4 separate regions of the Mus musculus genome follow, and regions 1, 3 and 4 are each linked to region 2. Evidence: chromatin loops called from intact Hi-C (ENCODE). Cell type or tissue: heart. All regions are shown on one strand. Links, peaks and the distances in the headings refer to the core of each region. The heading gives the core; the rest is flanking DNA.

Evidence for each region. A loop is a pair of places that touch in the nucleus more often than their neighbours do. Peaks named below come from ENCODE experiments on the same cell type or tissue, not always from the same donor. Only the 100,000 strongest peaks of a DNase experiment are listed, where the experiment ranks them.
Region 1: a loop joins it to region 2, with 5 times the contacts of the local background. A loop is called at or near these places in 5 of 42 quality-filtered maps.
Region 3: it touches region 2 in a loop (4-fold over the local background); 6 of 42 quality-filtered maps call a loop at or near these places.
Region 4: a loop joins it to region 2, with 3 times the contacts of the local background. A loop is called at or near these places in 3 of 42 quality-filtered maps.

Annotation. Positions count from the first base shown.
Region 1 is chr1:51,133,900-51,139,482 of GRCm38, forward strand. All of the region lies in intron 7 of Tmeff2 (transmembrane protein with EGF-like and two follistatin-like domains 2), which reads left to right. Among named protein-coding and RNA genes, the nearest start is that of Cavin2, 150 kb to the right of the region's middle. In heart, for the core only: a CTCF peak has its summit at 3,084; a DNase peak (open chromatin) is centred at 3,082; H3K27ac peaks cover 309 bases.
Region 2 is chr1:51,285,342-51,290,787 of GRCm38, forward strand. It overlaps Cavin2 (caveolae associated 2), which reads left to right and starts at 3,785. Exons shown (of 2, transcript NM_138741.1): 1 at 3,785-4,527. The coding sequence starts at 4,045. The region is part of intron 2 of 9330175M20Rik (RIKEN cDNA 9330175M20 gene); the gene reads right to left. In heart, for the core only: CTCF peaks have their summits at 3,538 and 3,829; DNase peaks (open chromatin) are centred at 3,710 and 4,510; H3K4me3 peaks cover 2,181 bases; H3K27ac peaks cover 2,749 bases.
Region 3 is chr1:51,148,485-51,154,067 of GRCm38, forward strand. All of the region lies in intron 7 of Tmeff2 (transmembrane protein with EGF-like and two follistatin-like domains 2), which reads left to right. Among named protein-coding and RNA genes, the nearest start is that of Cavin2, 140 kb to the right of the region's middle. In heart, for the core only: no CTCF peak of the experiment used is centred there; no DNase peak of the experiment used is centred there; H3K27ac peaks cover 2,228 bases.
Region 4 is chr1:51,103,918-51,109,500 of GRCm38, forward strand. The region is part of intron 5 of Tmeff2 (transmembrane protein with EGF-like and two follistatin-like domains 2); the gene reads left to right. Among named protein-coding and RNA genes, the nearest start is that of Tmeff2, 180 kb to the left of the region's middle. In heart, for the core only: no CTCF peak of the experiment used is centred there; a DNase peak (open chromatin) is centred at 2,684; H3K27ac peaks cover 501 bases.

The sequences.
Region 1 (5,583 bases), core at 930-4,929, 150 kb before region 2:
ATTCACATATTCATTTTTGCTGTTTTGAGACAGTTTCTCTGTGCAACACTTGCTCTTTTATATGCCACTATGTAGACCAGGCTGGCCTCAAACCTGTAGATATCCAGCTGCCTCTGCCTCGTTAGTGCTGGGATTAAAGACACCTGCCACCAAGTACAGCTTCAAGGGATTTTTAAACACAACGTTTCATTTAGCTACTGAACACTTGTAACCAATTTTACAACTAATACTCAAACCCAATCAATTGTTTCTTGTCATTCAAAATATATACTACCATTTTTTTCATCTGACTTCATTATTTTATTTTACTTAATGATAATTGTCATTATGTTTTTACTTGAACAAAGCCCTGGTAATATCTTAATTACTTGCATGTATCAGAATGTGGACATAAGAGGAATTTAACTTTTGCATATTTTGTCTTAATGTTTTCAAGCATCTAGATAAGACTGACATATTGTAAATTCCTGAAACTGCCAGTTATCCAATATATTAACTTTGGTTCTATTATATGTGTATATAACCATTCCCAAAACACCACTGAAGATATTAACAGATGCTTATTAAGAAGAACAACTAGTATTCAGGTCATTTAGGGAGTGTTACCATAAGCAATTGATCTTCTCCCCAGCTTTCTTCCCTTCTTTCCATTATACAGTCTTTACAAATATGCATGTTTTGTGTAAAATCCTCTGTCAGAGAGTGGGTTCTGGAACTGGTTCCAACTCTTTACAAACACCAAAGTCTAAGGACACTATAGTCTCTTTTAAACTGGACTTCTGTTTACATATTACCCATGTGCATCTTCTTCTATGTCTTAGATCTAGATAATTTATAATACTTAATACAATGTAAAGTCTATGAAAATATCTGTGGTATTGTATTGCTTAAGGAATGATGATTTTAAAAGCTCTGTACACATTCTGGAAGATGCAAGTGCTTCACACATATATTTTTGAATCTATGAATACAGAGCTCTTGGATATGGACAGCCATTTTATTTTACCTTTTTTAAAATTTCTAATGTGTGAAATTCACTCAAATGCATGTAGTATAATATCATGAATCCTCATGTAATTATCTTAAAGAAGAAGTTACATCAACTCATGGCTATGTCTTTTCTCCTCCTCCTCCTCTTCCTCCTCCTCCTCCTCCTCCTCCTCCTCCTTCTCCTCTCTCTCTCTCTCTCTCTGCCTCTCTCTCTCCTTCCCTCCTTCCCTCCCTCCCTCCCCCTACCTATAATAGATCCGATAAAATGTCAAAAATCACAACTAAATTTTATCATACATCTCAAAAACCTTTTTAAAATCACAGCACTATAATCATCTCTTAAATACTTCCAACCTCTTATAGTATACAATATACATCAGAATCACTTGAAGAATAGCACATTTTTGTAAAAGATTTTGCAGGACTAGTGCTCCCAAAATTGTACTCCACCAATATGTTGAGCCATAGAAAACTTATTAAAAGTAATAAAATACAATAGTGACATATAATATCTGAGGGTGATTCTTTATGCTTTAAGATTTAAATAGAACCAAATAAAAATATTACATTTTATCATAAACAACTATCTTGATGGTATTATAAGCTACTTCTATTAAATGCATTTATATTTCCTGTAAATGATGACTTTATATTTCCTGTAAAAACTAATTCATATGGAAAAATCTTTAAAACTGTTGCATCTGTGACTATCCTGGAACCATTCATGACAGGACTTATAAGAGTCAAGTCTTTCCCTGAGGATTTTTTTCCCCAACGAGGAACCCCAGAGGTTCATTGGCACCCTGTGCAATGCCTGTGTGTACACTCATCTGTACCAGGAGATTCCAATACAGGGTCTGCCACCTTCATCTCCATTCACATTGTATAGCACAGTTCACCTTCAAAGAAAACAGTGGGTTGCATTTCTACTCCGAATATATTCAGGTTTGATTGCAGGCAGTGAACCTCTGATGCTGATTACCACTCTTTTTAGTTCACTTTGTTTTTTATTTTTTATTTTAAAATATTTTTCTCCATTCTTTTCTTTGAAAAGTTCATGCATTTAAACACTACATTTTGAACATATCAACCACCATTACTTCCCTCCAGCTCTCCCAGTAACCTCTGCCTTGTCATCCTCCCAGCCTCACATCCATCCATCGTTTGTTCTTGTTATTATGACCCCGTGAGTCCAGCTGTTGACAGTTGCTGAGGAAGGGAGGGTAGCTCTGCCTGCTGGATGTGGGCTGGTTTTCCCATGCCCCCACTGATGGCCCCACACCTAAGCACATAGGAGCTGCACAGATTGTTTTCCGTCCTAATTGTATCTGCTTGGTGCACATAGAAAAGAACATTTCCCAGTGAACATAATCAGGTCACTCAGCATCCTAGAGATTTCTCTAGTTTGACAACAGAAAGTCTTGTAAGATGAAAAATTGTCATGATTAAGGGGCAACAGGCAGACTGATCAGGAAAAAGCACTTGCTGCTAACTCTAATGATCAGTGTTTGGTCCCCAGAACCCATCAGATGGCAGAACAACCAGCTCCTGCATGTCTCCTGCCACTTCCATCTCCACACTGCTACTGGGCGTGCACAAGCACACACCGAGACACTAAGTGCACACAAAGTAAAGAAACAAATGCGACAATTTCTAAAGTTATGTTTAAGCTTGCATGCTTGCTAGATTCCAAATAAAATAGAGAAGCAAAAAAGTTCATTGAAACTTGCAACTCATAGTTAAACATGGACTGAATACATGAAGTCCTCCCTGACGTTACTTCAGCTTCACATGATTTTTATACATGGTTTTATTGAAACATATAATATTAGAAAACATTGAAATAATTGTGTTTCTCAACATTTCCTAGTACCCAGCAGGATTTTCATTTTCCCAAGTTTGGGACATAGACATGAAGATCTAAAAGAATCAAATGAAAAATCAATATGTTATTGTCTGGATAATTTATATTTCACATGTTATAAACTCTCCAAGGAGGGTAAACAGGAACTCTATGACTCACATCCCTAGAAATCTGCTCTGTGCTCACAATTAATTTGATGTCACAGCAACTTCCCTTGTTAAACAAATGTCCACGGACGCTCCCACTGGAAGGAAATAGCAGTTGTAACTCACACTTTTCCAGATGTGGCATGAGTACTGTAAACTTAGGAACTTTTACCATGCCCTCCCCTTTCATTTTTGAGCCTACTTTAAAAGCTGGCAACACTTGCTTCTAACTAAATAGTGGCTATCTTCTTTAAAGAAAGTCTGAATATTAAAATAAATTTATTGAACCTCCTTTGTAATAACATCTAAAGGAAAGGCTTCAGCCAGGACCAACAGAGACTGGATTACAACTTTAATTTAAATAGATTTTATTTATTAAATAAATAAATAAATAAAAGAATACTATGTGAAACAAAAGTAACATATGCAGGAAGCTAGAACGTGTCTACCTTGTACAGAGACAGGAATCTATGTTCCTCATAGGCATAAAAGTGTAGTCCACACCAGAAAACTGAAAGAAAAATTTCCATCATATTTCAAGCAGAATTACTATCTGTTTGGGCTGTCTGGAATCACCTTCCTGTCCTCTCTCTTTTAATGAGACCCGAGGCATTTTCTGACTCTTGATTCAAAGGCTTTGCCTCTCTGTTTGCCAGGCCCAGTGATAAGTTCCTGCCATAGAAACAGAACAGACCCTCTGATACCAGTCCACAAGCTTAGACTTAGGTCTCTTTTTTTTCACTACAGAAAGAGCCCTAACCCACGGGTTTTCTAAATCACAAAGGTAGGACTTCCTGGCTTTAGCATATGATAATATGATAATAATAATCTTCCCTTGTGGACACGTAGATAAGATGGCACACTGTGTGTGTGTGTGTGTGTGTGTGTGTATGTGTGTGTGTGTGTGTGTGTGTGTGTGTGTGTACCCTCACCAAGTCTTGCACTAAAAGGAAAGTGAATTTTAAAACTGTGCTTCTCTATGTCCAATGTGTATCTATATATGTGTCTCCTGATGGGTTCCTGTCTGGCTGAGAGGCTCATCAAGCCTTGGAAAACATAGACACATATTTTTTTTCCAGTGAAAATGTACTTAATTTTATAGCTTGTTAGATGTTCACAAAAAAACCCATAAATTTCAACTACTTTAGTTTTTATCATCTAAAAATTAAAATGTATTTTATTTTGTGGTATCCTACTTATATCAGTTTCCAAAAAGGATTTGTGGTGTTTTTATAATTAAACTACAGTCAATGAGGGTCTTTAAACAGAGATGGACAACATGGAGAGCTGAACTGTTAGGGGAAAGAAAAATACCTGAGCATGGCTATTCCGGTTAAAGCACTTAGCCCTAAGCTTCTTTGCAACCAGTATAAGAAAGAAATTATGGTTGAGTCGGTTTATTTCACAAATATCCGGAAAGTCCTGCTATGCAGCAATGCTGTCCCAGGCTCTACAGAAGGCAGCACAGAAGTCCCAGTCTCTGTGAAAGGAACCTGGGTCTTCATTGTCTGGAAAAAATGAATAAAAATAATTTCAGAGACCAAAGAGAAAGTTAACTTTGCTAAATTATATGTGAAATATTTAGCACAGATCTTTTTATGAACCATAACTGGGGAACATAAATGGATAGAAGCTTCAACCATGATATTTATAAAATATCCCAAAAAGCTTTCTGTATAGCTGAGGATTTTTGAATATTTTTTTATAAAATTCTAGAGCACAAAAAGTAAGATATGTATATCTCAATGACACAGTGTTTGAAACTGATTGAAGTAATGAGTCCATTCATGAATATTCTAAAATGGGGAGGGATTAATATCACAGGAAAGTGGTAGGAGAATCTGTAAGGAAAGCAAGTCTAGTTTATTACCCCTGAGTGAGCAGAATAAAGACCTATGACCTGTGTAACAGGACAGATAGAGCCTGGGTTGGACAGACAGTGCTCAGTGACAGTGTGTATGTGGCTGGAGAAAGTCCCCTGGTGTTCATGTTGGTCAATGAGAAAGGAAAGTCCCAGGCTCTCTGTGCCTTCAGAAGAGCCAGGGCCTTTCTCCTCTGGGTCTAGTACCAAACAGAGTCTACCTATCTCCCAGAGCATTGCTTTGTGGTAATTCACCGTCTCTTGTCACTTCAGGAAGTCTTAAGTTTTAGGAAACATTTCTTTTAGAGATGTGCTTCCCTTTAAACAATAATTGAGATATTATGCACAAGTCTGAAATGTGGAAGAAAAAAATCCAGACTTACAAACCAAATCCTCTCTATCCTATTAGTATCCCGTCAACCCATTTTCCCCACAAAGAAGAAACTGACAACCTAAAAGGGTATCAACGTAGTCTAAGTGAATTGCCAAATAACTTGTTCTTTGTGGAAGCCATCGCAATTTACAAAGCCTTTCCGCACATGTTGTCCCCTTCAGTCTTCACAACAGAAATGTGAAGAGGCATTAGAAGCATCTGACAGGTGAGAAATGGAAGTTCAAAGAGATTAAGTGAAAGAGATTGCATGGCAGAGCTGAGGTTCGAGACAGCACTGCTAATTGCAGAAGCCAGCAAGTGTGAGCAGCAAGGGACCCCAGAAAAGTTT
Region 2 (5,446 bases), core at 1,447-5,446:
GTCACTTTGGAAGCTGACCTTCACTACTACAGGTCCATTGCTCAGTGTGCCTATCACTATCATAGTAATAGGACCAATAATTCCAATATTGCTATATAGTTCTAAATGGAAAAGACCAATCAAAGAGACATTGACCTCCACCTTGTTTAATTGTGATGCTAGCACAATGAAGCAAAAAATTCTGCCATTTTTGAAATGGGCTAACATGTAGACCTTGGGATCAATGCCCTAGCTAGTAGTAAAGTAGGCATCTTCCTATAGAGACTCTCAAGCTTGCTTGACTTAGATGCCTCAGGTATTGGTAGGCAGCTGGTCAGGCAGAGAATTAGAAGTCCTAGTCACACCCTGGCATGCTCTCATAGGTTGGCTGCAACAGAAAACAATCACCTTTCTCTATGCACCGTACCTGGATTTACACGATTAAACTATAAAGAATTTAGAATCGCCTGGGAGATACATCTCAGGAGTACAGGGAGAGGGATACAGGAGGTTTGCTGAGGAGGAAAGATATACCATGAATGTGGTAGTTACCTTTCCTACCTCAGGTCCTGGTCTCAATAAAAAGGAGAAAACAAAGGTCACCCCCTCTTCCTCTCTCATGGATCCCTCACTCCGGTTGCAATGTGACTAGCTAGTTCCTACTCTAACTCCCACGGCTAGAGTCGTACATACCCCATGGCTTCTTCTCCAGGATGGACTGTGAGGTCAGATAGACCTTTCTTTTCCTTAAGTTATGCAGTATGTCGACATTGTATTTCTCTAGCTGCCTAGTTTTCCCACTAAGGAAGTGCTTAAGAGTAGAAAATAGGTGCCGATCGCTCATCTTTGTGCAGTCCAGGGCTTAGCATTTATTTCACATTCAATGCGTGTTGTCAACCATAAACTCCCCATCCTACATTTACCGGCTGCAATAATTGTTATTAATCATGTCACTCACATGTTCAGAAACATTCAAGATCTCCCTTCATTTCTCATTGCATTGTAAGTCTATACACTCCCTAATTTGTAATGAATTGCACAAAATGTAAGGTTTAAGTTGTTTAAATTCTTCTAAAACTGATTGCTCTACACCAATTTCTCTCAGACAGACATGGGACTCGGTTTGGGGCAACACAAAAGAAAAGTTTGGATGCTCTGAGTTACCTCAAATTCTACCTTATGGTTGGTACTATATTCTGTAATTAATTTTTTAGGACAAAAAGAGTTTCTTTTAGTTAGCTTCTCATAATCCCCACAATGACCACAGTCTTCAGTTTTATGTGCAACAGCCCTTTTGGAGAGTGCATTTACACCATGGTAGATCTTGTCCAAAGATGGTGACAATAATCTCTCCTGTGACACTCATACTTGCCAGAGGATGGGAAAGTGGTAGAGTCGGTTTCTCATCTCTGAATCTGAGCTGGGTTTATAGCCACAGAACACTGTGGATATGCCAAGTTGGGAGTTTCAGATCCTGCCCTTAAAACTGTCCATAGCTTTCACTTTTAATCCCTCACTTTAAAGCACCACATAAAGAAATCTAGTTTCCCTACTGGAGACATCAGACAGTTTCTAGACGCTAAATAGCTGAAAAGAGAGTTCTGGTCTGCTCAGCTGTTGCACCAGGTACAAATAAGGCCATGTCATCTTGGATTCCTCACCTTGAACTGTAGCTGAAAGAGCAGGCAGGGCAAAGATGACTATTCCAGTTGAGTGTTGCCAAGACAACCAAAGAATCATGAGTGAGTGATGTGGTTGTTACTATAAACCACTGAGTCTTAGGCTGACTTGTTACAAACCCATAGACCATTGGTTGAAATACCATTTGTGTTACTCAAGATTAACTTAAAACACAAATAAGTTCAGAGACAGGCATGATGGCTCACACCTATAATGCTGTCTAAGAAGCCTAAGTCAAGAGCACTGCTTTGAGTTTTACAGCAACCTGGGCTACAGAGAGAAACCAGACTCAACCAAACAAATAATTCACATAAGAACCTTCTTATTTAAGAAGGAACCTCTGTGCTTTGGTATCTCACCACCATCCTTCTAACTGATCTATCTGATTGTACAGTATCCAACAAAGCAATGCAAGATTCATGTGAATCAATACAAAATCAGAGTCAAGTGATTATGATATGAAATTGCAAATTTTCCAATGTGGAATCATAAAAATTGATGAAGGTAATGTCAGAGGAGCCCTTGAGCCATGGGCAGCTCCTATAACAGATGAGAATCTGCAGCTGTAATAGTTAACATTTGGGAGGAGAAATCTCTGTGAGTGACAGCAGGATAAGAGCTTCATCGGCAATGACTGGGATGTCGCCATGGAGGAGAGGCCCTTGAAAAGCTGATAAAGTCCTCCGATATTTTTGAAATAATGACACTCTCTGATTTGCCCACAAACGTCAAATGTAAAAAAGATGTGCTATCATTATATCGTATAATTTTGTTAGAAAATTAAGCTTCTGAAAATCAACACCAGATTCATGGTTTTTGCTTTTAATATTTAACACATCAGTGTCCAACTAAAATACACAAAATATAAGTTGTTTGTTTGAGAAACTTTTTAAAAAAATTCTTAAAAGGTACAAGCAATCAAATCTTCTTTTGGCATTTTGTAATCTTGGTTCCTAAAGGTCTCACTTTAAGTGTTATCTACCAATTATCTGAGGAAACTGGGAGCCTCTATAATGTCTTTAATGCATCTTCCTAATGAGCAGGTACTCAGTGAGGGACCTGGCACATGCTCTGTGAATGTTACATATGACTAAGTGTAAGGCAACCAATGAATATACCACCATAAGATCTACTGTTTCTTCGGCATACACAGAGGTATTGCCGTTAAGGCAATGTCCCACGATCAGTTCCTGACCCAGTACTAGCTGACATTTGTTCTTGAAATCCTTCATGGCATGCCTGTCACAAACCTTCAGCCAAAAGCACTTTCACAATCTGGATACATTTAAGACCAATTCAAGCATGTAAAGTCATTTTAGGAAGTGAGTCCCACATCCCAAGGGCCCGGCTAAGGAGGGCCACATGTGAGAACAGGTGTGCCACTTCACTGAGCAAGAACCTGGAAATGTCAAGCGTTAGAACCACTCCAACTCAACCTGGCTTGCAGTCACACTTCTGGACCTGTGTCAATAAATGCCTCGCAAAGATGGGGACTGAGAAATGCTCTGCATGAATTCAGAATTACTGGAAACAAACCAGCACTTTTTTTTCTCCAAAGGGACTACTTGAGGAGAGGGTCTCTGCCTTCCATCTTCTAAGAAAGCATTCATTTAAGAGATTTCCATCTCTTACAGAACAGTTCACAGTATGCAACACCACTTGCTTTGACATCCCTGAGTCTAAGCTCTTTCAAGTTGGATTGCATGCCATCTTGCAAGAGGACAGGACACCAAGCTGAGTTCCTTGTCAGTTTCAGAATAATCTCCTGTGCTTTGCAAATGAGAAACTAATAGCACGAACCTGGCCCTGGCGTCACAGACCCTTTCAACTCGGCGCCTCCCCTAAAGGGCACTCGGTGTTCTGCAACCTATCAGTCAGCTCTGGGGCAAGAGCAAACAATTCCTTTCTGTTACAATAACTTGTATCCAGGAAAAAAAACAGGCGCTCTGTAACATAGCAGCCAGAGAAAAGTTTACTAGATTTAGCCAATCAGAGGCTGGGGAGCTCTGCCAAGTTAACATGTTTCTCTCCGCCTCTAAATGAACTCATGATTGAAATATGGCATTGAACTTTTTTTTTTTTTAAGGGAAGGGGTGTAGGAAAGAAAAGCCACTGCAGAAAAGAACTCGGGCTTGTGCGGAGTGTGGCTAGGAAGTGTGTGCTTGTCACTGAACCCTGAGTGGGTCCTGTAACCTTTGCCTTCCACTGGGTGGAGCAGGTCCTTTAAGAGCAACTGGAATGCAGTTCCCCTGATCAGCTTAGCCAGTTATTCAAAACCTCTGCTAGCCCTAGAGAGCAGTGCTCACTTCAGACCAACCAGCCTCCTGTGCTTCTAGCTTGAGCAAGAAGTTTCCAGCGGGGAAGTAAGTTTCTAGCTGCCCAGCCATGGGAGAGGACGCTGCACAGGCAGAAAAGTTCCAGCATCCAAACACAGACATGCTCCAGGAGAAGCCATCCAGCCCCAGCCCAATGCCTTCCTCCACACCGAGCCCCAGCCTGAACCTGGGGTCCACAGAGGAGGCCATCCGAGACAACTCGCAGGTGAATGCTGTCACCGTGCACACACTCCTGGATAAATTGGTCAACATGCTGGACGCCGTGAGGGAGAACCAGCACAACATGGAACAGCGTCAGATCAACCTGGAGGGCTCGGTGAAGGGCATCCAGAACGACCTCACCAAGCTCTCCAAGTACCAGGCCTCCACCAGCAACACAGTGAGCAAGCTGCTAGAGAAGTCTCGCAAGGTCAGCGCTCACACGCGGGCTGTCCGGGAGCGCCTCGAGAGGCAGTGTGTCCAGGTGAAGAGACTGGAGAACAACCACGCCCAACTCCTCCGACGCAACCACTTCAAAGTGCTCATCTTCCAGGTCAGTGTCCCCAGCATACCCCTCCACCTACTTGAGCTCAGTCCTCCGAGCTTTCAAGGCCATCTTCCCATCTGCCCTGCCAGTCAAGCTTCTCTCTCACACACAAAGCTTTGTCTTCTAGCTGCCTGCTGCAGGCAACTGTGAAATGTGGCCATAAGGATTGGAATCTCCCCCATCCTTCAGGCAATGCCTGTGTGCCTGGCAAGCTGGGGACATTTGTCAGTGAACACCTAGATGCACTTGGTTAAGGGTGAGAAACTGAGCAGGTGCGGGCACCCACTCTAGTCAAATTCATTTGTCTCTTTTCATTAGGAACTTGCGGCTGCGATTGCAGCTGTTAGCTGGACAGGGCAAATTAATCCAGTGGCTGTTTATTAACTCTTAGTGGAAGTGAGGTAACTGTGTGAAGGATTTGTTTTCTTTTGCTCTGACCAAGACACACACAACCTTTAAACCATCCTTTTTCCAAGGGCCCCTGGTGTTTGGGAAATTACCAGAATGGAAAGTTGAACTAGTCTTGTTCTTGAAGTCATCTTTTGTCAAAGCAATCTCTAGTTTGTCTCTAGAAAATGATGCCAATAAATGTGGGAAGCAAAGTATAGCTCCTTACAGACATGTTAATTATGTCCCCTCATTGCTCAAGCTGCAACTACAAAGTGAAATAAAAGAAACGTTATCAGTGGCTGCCACAAAGACCAACTTTGAATATCTTCCCCTTCAAATAGTTGCCTTACCGTGAAAAGGACACTTAATTTTTTTTAATGCATCAATGATGCAATTTATGTAGCAAAGGCTATCTGGGGACAGGAAGATTGCGTGGAACTGTTATTCAGCCAAGTGGTGGGCATCTGTAAATCTAAGGGCTGCCCTGCCTAATGCTGGAAGCCCTTCCGTAGATGGCATTGAGCCAACCCAGGCC
Region 3 (5,583 bases), core at 893-4,892, 140 kb before region 2:
TAAACATTAGGCAGATGATCTCACCTCTTGCTTCCTGCCTTAGTCCTGTTTTGTTTCCTTTGAGTGGTTCTTAATATTCATTCAAAGTGTGCATGTGTGCAGATGCATCCCAAAGCCACAGTGTTTTCCTGCTCTTGTCAGAGCCCAAGCCCGCTACACTCCATACTGCAGGCAGTGCAAGCTCTCATGCCCTGGGTGGAGCCCTTCAGTAAGAAGCCAGATCTGATCAGGCACCAGGCACAGCTGTTTCGTGTGTCAAGACCATGAGTATTCTTTACTTCTGTGTCTGCGCCTAGCAAACAAACACGATACTTTTAGATGTATAACGCTCTCCTGGTCTTGCCCTTCAGGCAGGAGTCTCACATTCCATGGAATGACAAAGGTTCACATCCCTTTTTGCCCTAGGTGGAAAACATAAAAGACTAAGATGCATCATTAATCATGCAGACTGTCTGCAGCAACACTGCCAAGAAAATGATCATCCTCGTACCACCCATCAATATCCCTGACACCTGTCTAAGAGCTCAGGTCATGCATATCCGTCTGCCTTTAGAGAAGTGTCAATGTGCAAACATTGCTTCACTATTTTTAGGGTCACGTTAACATTATTCATCACCTACCTGTCAGTTCATCCAATTTGTCATGTTGTGCGGACCTACCGGTGACTGTTGCTGGCCATCTTTTCTTACGTTGTGGTTTTTAGAGCATGAGAGCAGAAGATGTTTGGAAATTGTCAGAAGTGTGCAAGACAGCAACCAGAGTTTCCCCCAAGGAATTACTATGGCTCATGTTTAAGAAAAAAAAAAAAAGCAGACATTCGAGGTCCCTGTGGCCTTCCAAAATTTCTGCTTCTGTCTGATTTCTTGTCCAATGAGTTGTATTTTTAATCAATTTTATTATAAAGCTCACAGCATGATTCCAGGAGGTTAAATCACGGCTCACAAATGAAACAAACCTTCAGAAATTAGGAGGTCAAAGATTGCTGTCCTGATTAAAAACAAAACAAAACAAAAACAAAAAAAAAAAAAAAAAAAAAAACCAAGCTGTCAGTTCTGAATACCTAGAAACATACTATACACAAGTTAAAATTTTAAGTACAAAGGCTGATAAAAATTCTGATGCTGCACCAGGAGCTCATGATGGTTTGTCTCAACTGTCACTCAGCACAACTGCCACAGCTCCTGAAACAGCTTAGCAAATACATTCCGATCTCTGAGCAGGGAAGGCATTTCACCATAGGTGGGAAAATTCCAGAACTAGGAATTAACACATCTGCGCTTCGAGCCACTGCCCTGCAGTGATGCTCAGGGGAACTGTGGGAGCTCTTGCCTTGGATGTTTGGCTCCACGAGTCTTAGTTTTTTTTTTTTATCAGCAAAGTGTAGATATCAAAAGATCTCCAATATTTGTTTCAGGAGTCTATCTTCCTATTGTTATGTAAATTCGTGACAGATATAAAGCCACAGAATGAATTGTTCTGTCTTTAAATAATTGTGACCTTCTCTGAGATGTGCATGAAGATGCTGGAATCAGGAAAGTAATTGGAACAAACAGCCCTGTTGCTGGCCTGAGCTCACCAAAGTGATAAGCTCAAAGCCTGGAAGAGTACCAGCTCTTTTCAGTCACTACCAAGTGGAGTGAGTTTAGCTGTGACACCCATGAAGTAAGCTGGCTATTTTGTAGCTGTTGATGTCTAGGACTAGGAAGCAACAGATATAACAACATGACCCAAGAGCTACAAAATCTGCTCATATGGAAGATAAATGCCTTAAAGAAAGTATAACTTTGTTAGCTATTTGTATTCATGAGAACATTAGAGAATGTTTTAAACCAGTTCTAGCAATTGAACCCAGGTCTATGTGTGTCTACAATTTAGCTACACCTCTGGGCCCTCATTAGTGAGAATCTTATGAGGATTGTTCAGTTTATCACTAAGACTGAAAATATTTGCTTTGCCTTTATAAAAATAAGAATGTCCAGGAAGAGATGATGATGCCTAAGCCTCTTGTTACCTTCAAATTCAGAATCTCATACAACACTAATAAATACTTATACTAAATCATAATTATGCAGATGGTTTCTCTGACATATAAAAAAATAAATCATTAAAGAAATAGGGGGTTTGAAGCCCCATAGGAGGAACAACAATATGAACTAACTAGTACCCCCAGAGCTCCCAGGGACTAAACCACCAACCAAAGAATACACATGGTGGGACTCACGGCTACCGCTGCATATGTAGCAGAGGATGGCCTAGTTGGTCATCAATGGAAGGAGAGGCCCTTAGTCCTGTGAAGGCTCAATGCCCCAGTGTAGGGGAATGCCAGGGCCAGGAAGTGGGAGTGAGTGGATTGGTAAGGGGGAGGAGGGGTGGATAGGAGGTTTTTGGAGGTGAAACTAGGAAAGGGGATAACATTTGAAATGTAAATAAAGAAAATACCTAATTAAAAAAATCTTTAAAAAAGATAGAATAACAGGAATTAGTATTTACTCTGCATTTACTTTATATTATGATCTGTGGACAGCATGCTGCCTTGCTCCTTCTGAGTCTACCTTCAGAGTCCACAGTCCACAAAAGTGTCTTAGGAATGAGCAAGTGCAGCTCAGCCTGATGCAGCGGAACTGAGGAGACCTGTGGAGTAACGTGGCCCACAATAAGGGCGGCCAAAATGTTGTCTTGCTTTTTGGTTTGGTTTGGTTTGGTTTTGGTTTGGGGTTTTGTCAGTACCAGGTTTACCTGACAGAGAAGAGAAAAGAGCATTGTGAAGGTGGGGGGCGGGGCTTGAAAGCCAAGGAAGGTTGATGAACTAGAGGGTTCCAAGACTGGCACGGGGTTTGATGCCTCTGTGATATGGCATGGAGGAGAGGGCAAAATAAAGGTAAGCAGAAATGGTGGTTTGTAGGTGAGCCAAGCCTCCATCATTATTCGTAATAAATGTGTAAATATATTCTTTGGTAGGGGGCTATAATTTAAAAAAATAAGGAAAACCAACCGGGCATAGGGAAGAAAGGAACACAAGGCAAGGCAGATGAAGAAAGCCTGGTAGAATAAAGAAGATTGGCTGTGTTGTTGTTGATAACAGAGAAGAAAATGTATTTTAGGTGGACTTAGGATGTATGTTTACCAGATTTGCTGTCTAGATGTGAATGCCTGTATGTGGACAAAATAGTGAATCACATCTGATGTGTTCCTTTGGATGCATCAACACAGAGATGGACCTGAGGGTCTGCAAGGAGAAGAAAGGAAAATGATGATGTGGTGACCCTCCAAGGGAGGCTGAAGCTGAAGGATTGATAAATGCCTTAAAGAAATTCATAAGGAGGATAAATGCCTTAAAGAGATTGTAACTTTGTTAGCTATTTGTGCTAATGAGAACATTAGAGAATGTTTTAAACGAGTTCTAGCAAAGGTGGCCCCAGAAAAATAAACAGGGACCTGTGGGTGGTAAAGAAGAGTCCTGGAAGCTAATAGAGGTGGGATCCTCAGAAGCTCCTGTCATTGGCTTCTCCCCTGTGTCCTGTTTCATGTTTTTGTCTCTAGAATAAAATAAGTGCTCATTTCATTTTAAGTGTTAGGCCTAAAAATATCCCTTTTGTTCTAAAGCTTGCTTTTATGTACAATTATGTCTATAACTTACTATCTGTCGTGGCTGTTCTCTGTGTGTGGAGCCAGAGCCCCCCCCCCCCCCTTTGCCTTCACACTGTTGCAGTGAGCCTGCTGAGATCTCCCAGTAGCCTGTGCCTGCATTCCAGACATTCTGCAAATGGCATGCTTTAGTTTTCCCAGTCTCTTTAATGTGAACAGAATTTTGTTTGTGCATTTGTGGTTTACCTTTTATTCCTTGTCTTCTTTAGTTATCATTCAAAGTCCATGAGGGCAGGAAAGCCATCCTGTTCCCTATTATAAATGTGGCACCTAGAAAAGCGCCTGATGCATGGTCAGCACCTTACAACTATTCCATCAAGACCAGGGGTCATTGCTCTAGAAGCAGAAGTCCTCATATAAAAGTAACCTCCTCTTGTTTTCCTCTTATGACATTTTTACCTGTATTAATAAAATTTCAAAAATTTTTTGTGAAAAGCTACACAAACAGAAGATGTATAGGTGTGTGTATCATAAATTTATAGATACTTTTTTTTAACTCCTCAAAAAAGAAAAAGAAAAAAACTAATGGATTCCAGTTTGGGAGTTTAATTTCTCATCTCTTCTGGACATTTAAAAACACTTTAAGAACAAACTTTTATAGGGAATTTAATTCTGAACATTGCTTTGGAAGTAATAGGAAAGACTGTTTACTGAAAGGGGAAGAAAGAGACCTTCATATGCAAATGTCTGGCATTTGAAAATGTCATATAGCTACATCTACATATAAATAAGATGCTCTCTGAATTCCAGGGAAGGGAGACTTTGTATAGCATTAGCCAATTTCTATATCACAGTAAAGTGAAACTAATAAAGCAGCAATGGGTCAAGAAGTGGGGGAGAGAGCAAATCTCCACTACCTCTAACAGCAGCAGCACTCCGGGTCAAAGACCAAGCAGACAGAATCCGAGCCCTGATGAAATCAAATCCTACGCGCTTGAAGGATAATGGAGAGCAGCCAGCTAGAAGAAAAGGGACACAGATCAGGTCTTGACAACTCCCTATCACGTACTTGCTCTCCTTCTAAATATTGACATGGAAACCAAAGTCCTCTGAGATCTTTTCTCTCCAGGCTGAGAGATGTTTTTCTTAACATGAAGTTCTAAAGGTTGAACAACAAACAAAACAAACAACATCAAAAACAAATAAACAAACAAACAAAATTCCACTTTGACATCTTTCCAATTTCATATGTATTCCACTGCCTTCTAATATAGTGCTCCCTGACTATAGTGGAGTCACAGGGGGAAATGATTAATAACATAATTTATGTTACTTTTACTGACCATTTATTTCATGGAGTCCTTGTAGAACTTGTACCAGCGAGAACTGACTGGAGTCTATCAGCCAGAGCCTGTACCAAAATTTAATTTTAGGTACTAAGATAAGTAGACCAAAGCCAACCCTGGCTCCTACACAAGGTAATTTATACAGGAGCTGGTGCTGAGAGAACTAGCCTCGAGAAGGATAACTGAAGGCAAATGCTTGAATTTTAGGGTAGAAATCTATTTTAGTAAGCTTAAGTTAGCAGCAATAGGGAAGAAAAGAGAAAAATCCAATTGTCAAAGAAAACCAACAAATGAGGGTTGTCCTAAAAATGGATCAGTATAATCGTTACCTTCCTGTTGAATATAGAAAACTGTTTGGCAACTTACTAGTGTTTCTCTTTGAAATAACCATTCAATAAAAAAGTTATTATCACCATGGAAAATATTTTAAATGTAGAACCAGAAAGTTGAAGAACCTCATCTGGGGACATCTTCTGTTGGAGAAGTTGAGAATATGTACAAATAGTGTTCTCTCTAGCTAGAGAGAAGTCTCATTGGCCCCTACCACTCCTGCCTGCATTGGGGCAGAAAGAGTAACAGGAAAAGAGAGAAATGCACATTGGATACATCTGAAAATACACAGTCCCTTGTGGCAGATATTAAAGGAGCCAAA
Region 4 (5,583 bases), core at 879-4,878, 180 kb before region 2:
TGGATGCTCACAGTCAGCTAATGGATGGATCATAGGGCTCCCAATGGAGGAGCTAGAGAAAGTAGCCAAGGAGCTAAAGGGATCTGCAACCCTATAGGTGGAACAACATTATGAGCTAACCAGTACCCCGGAGCTCTTGACTCTAGCTGCATATATATCAAAAGATGGCCTAGTCGGCCATCACTGGAAAGAGAGGCCCATTGGACTTGCAAACTTTATATGCCCCAGTACAGGGGAATACCAGGGCCAAAAAGGGTGAGTGGGTGGGCAGGGGAGTGGGGGTGGGTGGATATGGGGGACTTTTGGTATAGCATTGGAAATGTAAATGAGTTAAATACCTAATAAAAAATGGAAAAAAAAAAAAAAAAGATATATCTTGTTTCTAAAATAATTAAAGAAAATGGTGTATAAATCATTTCATATGGGTACTACTTGGTTTTATTTTGTTTCTTTGTTTTGTTTTGGTTTGGTTTTTGGTTTTTGGTTTTTTGAGACAGGGTTTCTCTATATAGCTCTGGCTGTCCTGGAACTCACTTTTGTAGACCATGCTAGCCTCGAACTCAGAAATCCGCTTGCCTCTGCCTCCTGAGTGCTGGGATTAAAGGCGTGTGCCACCACACCGGCTTATATGGGTACTACTTGTACTGCAGTCACTTATTTGTGTCACCTTTCTTTTGAGTGTCGTAGGTCACTGTGTATAAGTGGTTGTCTCCAAGGTCCAGTCTGGGAAGCAAAATACAAATTCTGTATGTATTTTTTCTACATAGTAAGTTATTTTAAAAAAAAATTACCAAGACATTCATAGCCCTCCAGACAAACTGCCTCAGCTGGTCTTCCAGAAACATCACACCCCTGTGCTGCTATTTTGCAGGCATTAAGGGGCTCCAGGGGAAGAAGAAGGCCTCTTCCTCCATAAACAGCCCCTGTGGGTAAAACCTCAGACACTTTCATGTAATCCTCTGCAGCACACTGGGAAATGCAGCTGGGGAAACAGACTTACCGCTTATTGCTGATCATCTCAGGAAGCATGGGTGTGAGAGACCCTCCTAAGAGCTCTGAAATCTGTTTCAGAATGTCACGTGGTTTCCTGTTTTCACCTCTGGCTTTTCCTGGATGCTCTCATTTTTCTTAATCTTTCAAATTCTTTTGTTTCCTTTATTAATCTCTGCTCCTCTTTAAAGGAGGGCCGAGTTCTGGAAGCTTCTGTAAGTCTTGCCTTTCTTTGATACCAGGCTTCAGCCTATTTTTTTCTGTGAGCCCTGGGGTCAGGACTCCCTAGATATGGCTTGCAGACAGAGAGCAGTTGTGCCATCCCAAGAATAGCATTCCTGTGAGCACATTAAAAGCGAGAGAATGCATGGAGAGGCTGTGTCACTTGAAGATTGGGTAAAATGAATCTTCCAGCTTTTAAAAATGCCCAGTGTTTAGAAAAATTGTTTTTTACAGAAAGTGTAGTTGAGTGTTAGACATTTGAGAGGTCACTTTAAAATGGAACTAAAGTTACAAGATAAAGCAAGACATTTATTTTGCACTTTAAGCGTTGGCACACAATTTAATACGCTGTTGAGAGTACAGGGATGGTTGCAAGTCAAATGAAGGTTATATTATAATTGATACTTTGAATTGTTAAGGAGAAGCGAAGGTGAAGTGGGATGCTTTTATTATTATTTTTGTTGAAATCTTATTAAAAACTCTTAATGGAATGCAAACTAGAGGCCATCTTCAAGGTCCCCAGTTAAATTAGATATGCAGCCATTAATAGTATCACTTACTTGTTGAAAATAACTCTGCCAAGGCAGACATGGGATAATGTATTTTCTCACTTCTTTGTGTACCTTACCATATTTCTTAAACCTGGAGAATATAAGCCTGGCCGTCAGATTTTTTTTCCCAGTTTTATTTTTAAAATTCTTGCTATTTATATTCAGAAACATAAACTAGTAAGCAATAGCATTTTATTTCAATGTTTTTCAGTTGGGTTTATGTACCTACACACTTGAAAACTATAATATTATTAAAATTTTATATAAAAAATTAAATTAAAAGAATTAAGAGGAAATATGGCTGCAGAAATAGGATTGTTCACATATAGTGATGAGAGTGTGCATCTGAGAGCTGTCATGACAAGGTTTGCCTCATAGGGTGTGTCCTCTGGGCTCCTTCATTTTGTCATCCTTCCTAGTATATGTCAGTAGACAAACTGAAGAAATGACAGAAAAAGAAGCTTGAAATTCAAGGAATACTGTATTTTTCCTAACTTGTTTTTAATCAGAGTTTAGAAAAATCTGTTATTATTTTATTTTTAGCAACAGAGCATCTTGGTTGAGCTCCTGACAGAACAGTTTCCTAGAAGCAGAATGTAAAACCTACTATTTCAGTGTGCAGTTGCTCAGACACACTTCCAAAGAGAACACTCTCGGGAAGATCAAGGAAAATAGTATAATTATCACAAATCTTTTTCATAATATAGAATGCACAGGCCTTTAAAATAATTCTCATTATGCACAACCAGTTCTCCATGTGGTATTCTGATCATCTGGAGTTTGCACCATATTATATTATTTAATTAACCTATCTGTCCTGTTGAATCGCCACCCAGCAGCCCCATAGTACCTTCTTATCTCAGGGGAGAAAACCGCACACACTTTAATATAGGTGCAGCATCATGAAAAACCAGGCCAAAGCACAAGCACCCTGAGGCAGAAATGAACAAAGCCAACACTTTAAACTGTGGTGTCTGGAACCTGCTATGATCATCACTGCAGAGGAAGGAAGCAATTCGGAAAACAAATTTTCAAAGCTATTTTTATACCGACATTCATTATTTTTTCTAAATGCACACCCATTCTGGTACTGTTGGTTTTTCCTTCCTTAAGCTCAGAATTAAGTCAAAGTTAATTTCCTGCTATCCAGTATGTTTTTTGTGTTAACATAAATTGTTTAGCCAAAACCAAATGAGAATGCCTATTCATTTGTGTGTGTGAGGACACTATGGGCCAAAGGGATAAATAAATTCTGTACAGCTTATTTAAGTGGCAATGGGCCTGATAGGACTAACAGTCATTCTACTGTTAAGAGTGAACAGTTTATTAACAGCTTGCATGTTTTGCCAGTTGCAAAAGTAAACATTTTAAAAGTGACACTACATACAATTTCTCTTTCTCTAAAGCTGTCACTTTCCGTACGACAATTGATAGAATGGCAACCCTCTGAGTAATGTTTAGGGACATTATAAGTTATGGTCATCTAATGATGAGCAGAAAATATCCCGTGAATATATACATACTTTGGCTTCATTCACTTTGTTTATATTATCAATTCAAGAGATACAAAACCGTTTCAAAGAAGGTTTTGTTTTGCCTTCTAAACATAGTATGTGTTTGTAAACTGTTCTGCTGTGTAATATCATTGATAATATTGTAGTTAGGATAAGTCAATTTGATTATATAAATATAACGAAATAATTAAAAGATTTATCCTGGCTATTTCATTAAGATTATGAAACTACCTAGAGAAAATATCATGAGTGGCCACAGAGCACCATCTGTGTATAATCATGAGCAATGCACTTCTGCCAATCCATGCATGAATTTCACACCCTTCTCTTTGGGATGCTTAAATACACTTCTCTCCCTGTGAGTGTGGTGGCTCGGAGCTTTACACTTACATTATTGAGAAATTGGGGGGGACTCCACAGGAGAAGTAAAGAAAGGGAAAACCAAGTCTAGCACCATTGGTAGCTGACTTTCAGCTGCCATGACCAGCAACAGGAGGCCAGTTTACCGGGACAAAGCTAATCAAGTTCCCCTTTAAACAATAATTGAGGATGATAAAAGGAGATAGAGAAAGACAAGTACACAAGATTAAATGTTCCCAGATGACAGTGAATAAAGAAAAACATTTGCAAGGCAAGACCGAGGGGAAGAAGAGTCAGGAAAGAGTTATTTACAGCACATACAGATAAAGAGAAACAGTATAATAGGAAGGAACTAGATGCAAAGGGAAAATGTTGATCCACTTTAACTTTTTGCTGAGTAAAACTTCTGACATGGTTATGTAAAATATTCCCTACTGGCCATCTTGGATGATTTTTGCCAATTAGGAAAAAAAATGTGTTTAGTTGTCTAAGAATAAAAAATCTTAGAATCTTAGAGAAACGGAAACTAATTTACTGAGGCTTGCATTTTTACAGACTTTGATAGAACTTATCCTCACAGAATCAGAGTAAAATCCCTGCTCCCACTTGTGCCCTGCTTTGAGTAAATAAGCCAGAGGCCATCTTCATCAGAGACTCTTAGGTAGCAGAGAAGAAAGTGAGACCAGAGAGGTGAGAGGCTGTGTTAGGCTTGAGAGAAGGACCATGTTGCTTTTGAAGTTAATAGTCTCAGTCCTTTCCATCCACTCCTGACTGATGGCATTTCATAACCAGAAAGATGTCTCTGCCTGTCACTTTCTGAATCCATTCTTCAAAACCTTGTGCACCTTTAGATGATGGTCCAAAACCTGCATCCCGATCTGTCTCCACCCATTACGGCAGCCCTACTGCAGTCCTTTCCAAGAACTGCACTGAGTCACCTATAGCTCCATGGTGAAAGCTTCAGGCTTCTACTCTTGGGCACTAGCATGCTCTACTAGCTAGAAGATATGTCATCATTTTATGTTCAACTAAGACCTACTCAGGATTCAACTAAACAAAGCCTTATATTTGCCTCCAAAATACTATTTTCCCTCTCTTCCTAGCTGTACAGTAGTGTTACTCAACTTTATTTTAAAAACAGATACCATATATTAGATCTTAAGAAATGTCTGAATGAATGAAAATACAAAAATATATATCGTTGTAATTTTCATTTGTTATATGTCTACCCTGCTTCCTCATTACCTAATTAGAAAATGCAACATTTGATAAAACTTAGGAAAACCCAGTTTACCATGTTTGTCTCACTGCAGTTGAAGTGTGTGTCTTTTGGGCTTTGATTCTCATCCTCTGTCTGATACAGAGAAAGGCTGAATTTTTCCTCAGGTCTTCTAGTAAGTTGTTACTAAAAGCACGTGACTGAAGAAAGCCATGGGGGAGAGATCCTAGGTTCATTTATTTGCTCAGTGGGGAGAGGGGCTTGCTATGACCCAGAGTAAGTAATACTATTTACAGTTCAGGTTTCAGTTGGTGAAACATAGGACTAAAATGGTATTAGTCATTGGAGTGTGTTGTGCAGATGGTGAAAAGTCTGGGGCAGCCAGTGGTTGAACTGTATGATACAAAAAGATCTCAATGTAAATGACCCTCACCAATCTTACCTAATTATGAATTGTTAATGAAAAAGGGCAGACATATATTTACCAGTTAATGTGACTATTTTAGTGCAGCTTCTTATGTCCTTATATTTATTGTTTATTTCAAACAAATTTAGCAGAATTAAGCTAATCTGTAAGATTCTGTCATCTGTGATCCATGCACAAGTTCTCTATTTCACTTTTGTTATTGTTGTTGTTGTACATGTTAGTGTTGATTATATAGTATTGATTATACATGTTAGTGGGACTCAATATATTCCTCTCTCTTGATCCTTTCACACTCCTACT